2 separate regions of the Mus musculus genome follow, and region 1 is linked to region 2. The links are chromatin contacts, found by POLR2A ChIA-PET in ENCODE. All regions are on one chromosome and are shown on one strand. The core of a region is the stretch at or near the end of the contact, and the rest is flanking DNA. Distances in the headings are between cores, read along the strand shown. Region 1 holds the start of Cirbp (cold inducible RNA binding protein). Region 2 holds the start of Gpx4 (glutathione peroxidase 4).

Region 1 (4,257 bases), core at 470-2,969, 110 kb after region 2:
TCTCAAGTCACCAGACTGTACTCTCTCCAAGGGGCAGTGCTGAAGTGTGGATTTCCTATCACTGATATCTAGGGAGATGTCTGCACTGGCTTGTTCCTCAGGCCATATATTAAGCAGAAGCCATTGAAGTGAGAGGTGAACTGCCTTAGATGGGGGTTAGTTAGGATCCTTACATAAAACCGGGCGTGGTGGCGCACGCCTTTAATCCCAGCACTAGGGAGGCAGAGGCAGGTGGATTTCTGAGTTTGAGGCCAGCCTGGTCTACAAAGTGAGTTCCAGGACAGCCAGGGCTATACAGAGAAACCCTGTCTTGAAAAACCAAAAAAAAAAAAAAAAAAAAAAAAAGGATCCTTACATAGGCTACTCAGGACTCAGGACTCTCAAAACCACAGTGGAGGGAGAAGAAAATGTAGCCTGGAGACATGGGTCTGTTATCACAGCTACTTGGGATGTGAGCCTACGGATTTCAAGGATAGATTGAAAAATGTAGGTTGTCTCAAAGGATCAAATGGCCTAGTGGTAAAGGGCTCTTGCAGAGGACGTGGGTTCAATTCTCAGAATCCACATAAAGGTTCACAGCTGTCTGGACCTCTGCATCCAAAGGATCCAGCACTCTCTTCTGGTCTTTGTCAGCGCAAGATAGGCAAGTGCTGCATAGACATTCAGGCAAACACCCATATACATAAAATTAAAATACACTTTTTTGTTTTGTTCTCTGTGGTGTGTGTGTTTAAGAAGGCTAAGGATGTAGCTTGGTTTAGCCACTACTTAGAATTCTGCAGTGAGGGGTTAGGGGTGTGGCTCAAGGATAGAAATCCTTCCATGGCATGCTTGAGACTCTGGGGTCTCTTCTAGAAAATGCAGGTACACATTGAAAAGAGTGGTGTTTTGCCATCTGTGTGGTAATGTACACCTGGTTGGAGATGGGCAGAAATCAGGGTTCAAATGGTCGTTATACAGCAGGTTGAGATTTGTAGGAAAACTGAGTTGGGTGCAGGAAATCTAGAGAAAATCTTGACATTGTGATTAATACTGGGATGGAAATTTTAGGGCTGATCTTATGGAGTGTCCTTGGGGTCCAAAGAACTGTTAGGCAGCAGTTGTATTGGGAGGTACTTTTGGACTAGAGTAATTCGGTGGTTTTGGTTTCATGAGCAAGAACGGAGAAGAGGGGCAAGCAAGATGACTCAGTGGATAAAGCTGCTTGTGGCTAATCCTGAGTATGATCCTTAGGACCTACATGATGGAAGGAGAGACTCCATCTGTCTTCTGGCTTCACAAATGCGCCTCAGTTAAATAACTGTAATTAAATATTAAAAGAAAAAAAAGAACATAAAAGTGTTGAGTCGATGAGTCAAGGTTGGAGCCATATTTGGGAGTCTCATTGAGGTAGCAAAAGCTCTTTGTTCCCCGCCGCAGGACAAACGGGTCGGGAACGCGGAAGTGGGTCAGCTCCGCCTCCAAATCAGCTGTCCCCGCCTCCTAGTCGCTAGCGGGCGGGGGGTGGGGGGGAAAAATGCGGCCAGGAAAGATTCCAGCCAATCAAAACACTCAGCGCCTCCGCGCGGACTAGGGCAAAGCCAACGGAGTCCCGCCCCTCCACCGAGGCGCAGATGCCGAATCTAAGGCGTCGGATTGGTCAGCGCGGCGTGGTGGGCGGGTTAAGGGGCGTGGCTCCAGGAGTGGAGTATATCAGGCGGGACTCTTGCGCTCCCCCTCGCACTCGCGCCTTAGGAAGCTTGGGTGTGTGTGGCGCGCTGTCTTCCCGCTCGCGTCAGGGACCTGCCCGACTCAGCGGTGAGGGCTCTGGCGGCACCGGCTCTGAGGGGCCCGGGGCGGCGGGCGGCCTGTGACTCTCGGGCGAGGCGGAGCCGCAGCGGCACGCCCCTGGGACTTGGGGGCGGGCCCGGGTTGGAGTCCGCCCCGCCGGCGGCGAGGCGGGCAGCGGGACACTGGGGCCTCACGCTTGTCGGAGGGCGTCCTCCACCGCGCGTCATCCCCGGGCCGAGGCCGACCTTAACGGTGGGCTTTTTTTTTTTTTTTTTTTTTTGTAAAATGGCCGCCGCGATGCTTTGAAAAGCTTCGCCGGCGAAATGGCGGGACTGCCGAGTGCCCGGATGGAATGGCGCAGGGTGCGCGCTTGGCGCATGCGCTGCTCCGGGGGCGGGGCGCTCCTACCTCCAAAGTCCGGTTGTCCGCAGATGTGGAGCTGTGTCGCGTGCGACCCTTTTACTCCAGCTGGCTCTACCTCGGTTTTCTCTTCCCTTGTGGTTCCACGTGGGGAACAAAAAAGCACATGTAGGCTTGAATGTTGTCCTTTTGTGCCCCAAGTTTATTGCCCCCAAGGTAGACTGGTTTCGTGGTATAGTGGACTTATTTTCCAAGTTGTCGGTTGCCAATAATGACTTTGTCTAGATACCACGCCCCTTTCGCTAGCCACGCCTCTTGGGCCAACCTCCTTTCTCCCTTGAGTCCATCGTGCAAAAACATTTCTCTAGTCCTTGGCTGAGTAAGCGAGGCATCCCACAACTGGCACACCTCCAGACAGTACCCTAAAAGCGTATTTCAGTAGTGAAGTTTCTCTGGCCCAACAACTCTATGCTAGTGAGGGTAGGCAGTCACTATCATTTCTGTCCCCAACCACACACATTTGCAAAGTGACCATGCCATTTTGATCCTAACCTTGGGATTCTCTGGCCAGGTGTAATCAAGACCTAGAATCATTTAAGGTTAGCCTCAGCTGTATGACAAAGTATTCCATATGCCTTTGGGATGATAAAAGCAAAAAGAGTTCCCTCTTGTGTAGCCCAGAAGGGTATTGAACTTGCTGTGCAATTGTATTTGGTTTTGGATTCTGTTCCTTTGCCTCCAACTCCCACAGGCTAGGCGAGATGGGTATTTGTTTTGAAACAGTCTCTCAAACTGATCCACAGTGTCCTTTTTCTCATTGATCTTCCCATCTCGGTGACTTGAATGGCTGGATGAGAGGTGTGAAAGAAACCCCACTTGAAGCTGAGGTTTCCCAGTAAGACCATGGGGTCCTCTCCCCCCACCCCCATGCTTCCCCCCTAGCCCCCCCCCCCCAGTTTCTTTGTGTACTCCTGGTTATCCTGGACTCTCTTTGCAGACCAGGCTGGCCTCAAAACTCACAGAAATCTGCCTGCCTCTGTCTCCCAAGTGTTGGGATCAAAGGCATATACCACCATGTCCAGCTGTGGGTTACTTTTATTTATATACATACATACATACATACATACATACATACATACATACATACATATGTAGGTAAGGGATGGGAAGAGGCAGCTTTAACTCCTTAAAGCTTTCAGTGACTTATCCTTACAGGTGTTCCAAGGCCATCCTGGACTATAAAAGGAGACACTGTCTCAATTTTTTAAAGGCAAAGAATGTGGGGGGCTGAAGAGTTGGCTCAGGGGTTGAGAGCACTGCCTGCCTGCCAGAAGACCCAGGTTCAATTCCCAACACCCACATGGCACCTCATAACTAACTCCCAAGATCTGACAGCATCAGAGACATATATGGAGACAAAACACCAGTGCACATAAAATATGTTACTCTTTTTTTTTTTTTTTTTTTTTTTTTGAAAAGCATATTCTTAAATATGCTATTTGGCTTCAGTTTCTGGAAGGGGTGGTGGTTAAGGCAAACATCTATGGTGTGTGCATAGGCTGCCATGGCATCAGATGAAGGCAAGCTTTTCGTGGGAGGACTCAGCTTCGACACCAACGAGCAGGCGCTGGAGCAGGTCTTCTCCAAGTATGGGCAGATCTCCGAAGGTGAGTCTTGGGTCAGGATCATTGTTCTCGGCTTCTACTTGGGGGTGGGGGTGGGGGGCAGAGGGCTGACTGGGCACATCTAATGTCTCTCTCCTGCAGTGGTGGTGGTAAAGGACAGGGAGACCCAGCGATCCCGAGGCTTTGGGTTTGTCACCTTTGAAAATATCGATGACGCTAAGGACGCCATGATGGCTATGAATGGGAAGGTGAGGATCAGGTCAGCCAATTTACCTTGGATAGGTCTGGTGTGGAATCGGGTACAGTGACCCTAACTTTCTCCTGCAGTCTGTGGACGGGCGGCAGATCAGAGTTGACCAGGCTGGCAAGTCTTCTGACAACCGGTCCCGAGGATACCGGGGTGGCTCTGCTGGAGGCCGGGGCTTTTTCCGTGGGGGACGAAGCCGGGGCCGAGGGTTCTCCAGAGGTGAGTGCTGGGGTGCCTTGGCAGCTGGTGGTGGCA
Region 2 (3,972 bases), core at 1,016-3,515:
TCTTTCCAGTGCTTGGGGAGCAAGAGGCGAGAAGCTCCGAGGAGCCTGGGGAAATTGGAGACCTGGTCTCAGAAAACAAAGGAAATTAGAAACAAAGGCTGGGGCTTAAGGCCTCACTTGGTATGTGTAAAACCTGGGGTCCACACCCAGCACCCGATAAACAAACAAACTTGTCATCCCGGCAGGCACTCAGGAGGGTGAAGTAGGGGGATCAGGAGTTCAAGGTCATCCTTGGCTACAAAGTGAGTTTCAGGCCAGCCTGGGCTACGTGAGACCCTGTCTCCAAAATAACAATGAGGTAAAAGTCAGGCTCTGTCCAGAAGCTGGTAGCTTCTCAGGAACTGCCAAGTAGCTTTTCGCAGAAGCCCAGATCTTCATTTCCCAACTGGCTGAATTAGGGTGAAGTTGGGGTCACTTGGGAGAGGAAGGCACTCCATATGCAGATCCCTCCCAGAGCCTGGGGCTGGGTTCCTGAGTGGCCGCCTTCAGCCCCAGCCCTTCAGCCCCAGCCCCTCGTCCAGAAGTACGGGCCTTTGAGACGCCCTGTGAGGGTGTGTTGTGTATTTACAACTTAAGCTAAAGCTCAAGTGCAAGTCCCTTAGAGGTCTTCAGTGACTCTCAGTGTCACCCCAGCTTGGGGGCTGGGAGGAAACAGCTGACTTCCTGAGGCGGGGGGGGGGGGGGGGCCCTCAGGGCAACTGAGAACTTACAGGACAGGATTGGGCAAGAATGTATCTGACACCCCAGATCATCTTAACCTTGGGGGGGGGGGTGTCTGCCCGTGGGGCGTGAGCTCCCTTGGACCCAGATCCCCGGGAGGGCTCCTGTCTCGCGGATGGCTTACTCCAGGGTTCAGAAAAAGAGGATTGAAGGGATTAGAGTCCAGGCGAGGGCGTGGACAGGCAGCTGAGCTGAGGAATGTCCTGAGTCACTCCTGTGACACGGGGAGGGCAAAGGGCCCAGTGCTGGGCTGAGAGCTGTGGGGGCTGGACAAGGCCATAGGTGAAGTTGCAGGAGGAACTGTTGGGCCTTCAGCTTCTCACTTAGGCCCCTAAGACCTGTGGCTTCTTTGATGTAGGCAGGGACCTCTGAGGACAATAGTAACTATTTATATGTCTCTTGCCACCTTGCTTTCCTGACACAGGGTTCACTGTAGCCTTGGCTGACCTGGAACTTGCTTACCAGACCAGGCTGCCCTCTAGGCTCCAAGGGCTGGGGCTAAGAGTGTGACCACTAGGCCCATCTCCATCTTGGTTTTGAGGCAGGTTCTCTCTCTGACCACGAGTACTTGGGTGACCTGACTTAGCTGCAGGGATGCTCCAGCCTCGGAATCGCAGGTTCTGGAATTACAAGAGCATCCTTGTGCACCAGATTGCGTGGGTGCTTCGATTGGGACATAGTCCTGTGTTTTCATGGCAATGGCTTTCTCACCAAGCCCTCTTATCACCCCCTCAAATCAACTTCACAGGAATCAATATCTACAGGTGACAAGATAGGGCCTGGTGTCATTGACCTATCTATCACCCTAGTACCTAGGAGTCTAAGGCAGGATTGCTGAGTTCTAAGACCGGCTGAACTGTAAAATTGGGGGTCGAGGGGGGGGGGAGAAGCTACATCTGGGGTTCGGGACTCAATGGGTTGAGAGCCCTCACTTGCATGCTGCAGGTTCTGGGTTCCATCCCTACACCTCATGGCAGCACACTTTTGCCATTCCATAGTTTAGGTTAGCCTGAGCTACAGGAGGCAACCTCTGATAAAGAAAATAGAAATGGAAGGGATGTGGGGATTGGCCGACACCGAGATCCCAGCACTCAGTAGGCTGAGGCTGGCGGTCCAGGGGTTCAAGGTCATCCTCTGCTATATAAACAGTCCAAGGCTAGCCTGGGTTACATGAGATTCTGTTTCCAGTAGAAAAAGGAGACTCCTGTACTTTCAAAGGGGCTCTTTAAGGGGATGACTTTGACACGCTTTCTATTCCCAGAGGTTCCCCAAAGCGCCCTGGCACCCTGCTCCGCTGCAGGCAACCTCGCGGATAACTGTCCACAGCCCTCCAACGCGTCGTCCGCGAGAACGCGGCTCCCGTTTCTCCCGCGTCCCTATCACTGGGCATGCGCAGTTGCTGATAACAACAAACTCGTAAGCCCAGCCCCGCCCAAGCCGTCCCTTCATTCAGGCTTCCCATTGGCTGCAGGGGCCTCGCGTCTTAGCGCAGGCGCATCTGACCAATAAGAGACGTCAGTGGGCGTGCCCGAGGGCGGGCAAGCCATACTCGGCCTCGCGCGTCCATTGGTCGGCTGCGTGAGGGGAGGAGCCGCTGGCTCCGGCCGCCGAGATGAGCTGGGGCCGTCTGAGCCGCTTACTTAAGCCAGCACTGCTGTGCGGGGCTCTGGCTGCGCCTGGTCTGGCAGGCACCATGGTGGGCTACTGGGAACTTGGAGGATCGCGGGTGGGGGCGGGGTTCGGAGTCGGGTCACCGTATCCAGGGTGGAGATCAGGGGTCGTGGGATCGGTTAGCTAGAGAAGGGGGCACCCAGGTGGGAAAGCGGAGCCTGATAGGCATCTCCGGGGTTGAACAAGGCTAGGCCTCGGCGCGGGAGGTCCTTGGGCGGTGAGAACCGGTGTCGGGGTCACCATAGCGGGCTCTGACCTGGTCACGCGCCCTGCCCGGCCTGGTGCGTCACAGTCGGCGGCGCCTTGGCTACCGGCTCTTTGTCCCCGCGCTGTGCTTGGGACGCACAGACCGGCGGGCATGGGCCGCGCGGCCGCCCGCAAGCGGGGACGCTGCAGACAGCGCGGCGGATCCCCGAGAGGCCGGCGACGCCGTGGACCTGGACGCCAAAGTCCTAGGAAACGCCCGGGCCCTCGGCGAAGGAAAGCGCGCGCGCGCCGCCGCAGGAGGGCGCGCCCTCGCCGGATGGAGCCCATTCCTGAACCTTTCAACCCGGGGCCTCTGCTGCAAGAGCCTCCCCAGTACTGCAACAGCTCCGAGTTCCTGGGCTTGGTGTGCGGCCAGGGATACCCCTGCCGTCCTCTTCCCTGGTAGCATATTCTAGGGGTGTCCACAGATCTTATCAGGACGACCTGAAAGGGGCGTACTTAATGGAAGGAACCTTGAGACTCCTCCACCTAGTGCCCCAGGACTTTCTTTCTTTGGCACCGGATTCTTCTCCCCTAGGGGACCTGGGTTAGGACACTCAGTTTTCCTGTTTTACAGTGTGCATCCCGCGATGATTGGCGCTGTGCGCGCTCCATGCACGAATTCTCAGCCAAGGACATCGACGGGCACATGGTCTGCCTGGATAAGTACAGGTGGGTTTCTAGTCATATGGGCGGTGTGCATGGCTGGTCTGAAAATGGGGATTTCCTGACTGGCTTCATTCCCACTCTTTCTCTCTCCCAGGGGTTTCGTGTGCATCGTCACCAACGTGGCCTCGCAATGAGGCAAAACTGACGTAAACTACACTCAGCTAGTCGATCTGCATGCCCGATATGCTGAGTGTGGTTTACGAATCCTGGCCTTCCCCTGCAACCAGTTTGGGAGGCAGGTGTGTGGCTGTTCCCCAGGCAATGCCCCTCATACGGGGTGGGGGTGGGGGGCTGTGTCAGTGTGTGTGTGTGTCTCAGTGTACAGTGTAGTGTATCTTCCAAGTAAATGTTGCTTCCTGCAGGAGCCAGGAAGTAATCAAGAAATCAAGGAGTTTGCAGCCGGCTACAACGTCAAGTTTGACATGTACAGCAAGATCTGTGTAAATGGGGACGATGCCCACCCACTGTGGAAATGGATGAAAGTCCAGCCCAAGGGCAGGGGCATGCTGGGAAAGTGAGTGGCCCTGGGGGAGGGAGGGGACAGATGGCTCTGGACCTGGGTGGGGAGCAGGTGCCAAATTTTTAGGTTTTTTTTTTTTCCTTGTTTTTTTTGGGGGGGGGTGTGTGTGTTTCATTGTGTAGCTCTAGTTTGGGTCAGAACTCAGA

The links. ChIA-PET counts read pairs that join two places held with the same protein, here RNA polymerase II (POLR2A).
Region 1: POLR2A ChIA-PET joins it to region 2 with 41 read pairs in Patski. The contact joins the promoter of Cirbp here to the promoter of Gpx4 in region 2. POLR2A ChIA-PET finds 5 or more read pairs at or near these places in 4 of 5 experiments (Patski and embryonic stem cell).

Annotation. Positions count from the first base shown.
Region 1 is chr10:80,166,120-80,170,376 of GRCm38, forward strand. Cirbp (cold inducible RNA binding protein) reads left to right here and starts at 1,720. Exons shown (of 7, transcript NM_007705.3): 1 at 1,720-1,797; 2 at 3,689-3,797; 3 at 3,897-4,003; 4 at 4,083-4,221. The coding sequence starts at 3,695.
Region 2 is chr10:80,051,300-80,055,271 of GRCm38, forward strand. Gpx4 (glutathione peroxidase 4) reads left to right here and starts at 2,266. Exons shown (of 7, transcript NM_008162.4): 1 at 2,266-2,416; 2 at 3,215-3,309; 3 at 3,401-3,545; 4 at 3,669-3,820. The coding sequence starts at 2,333.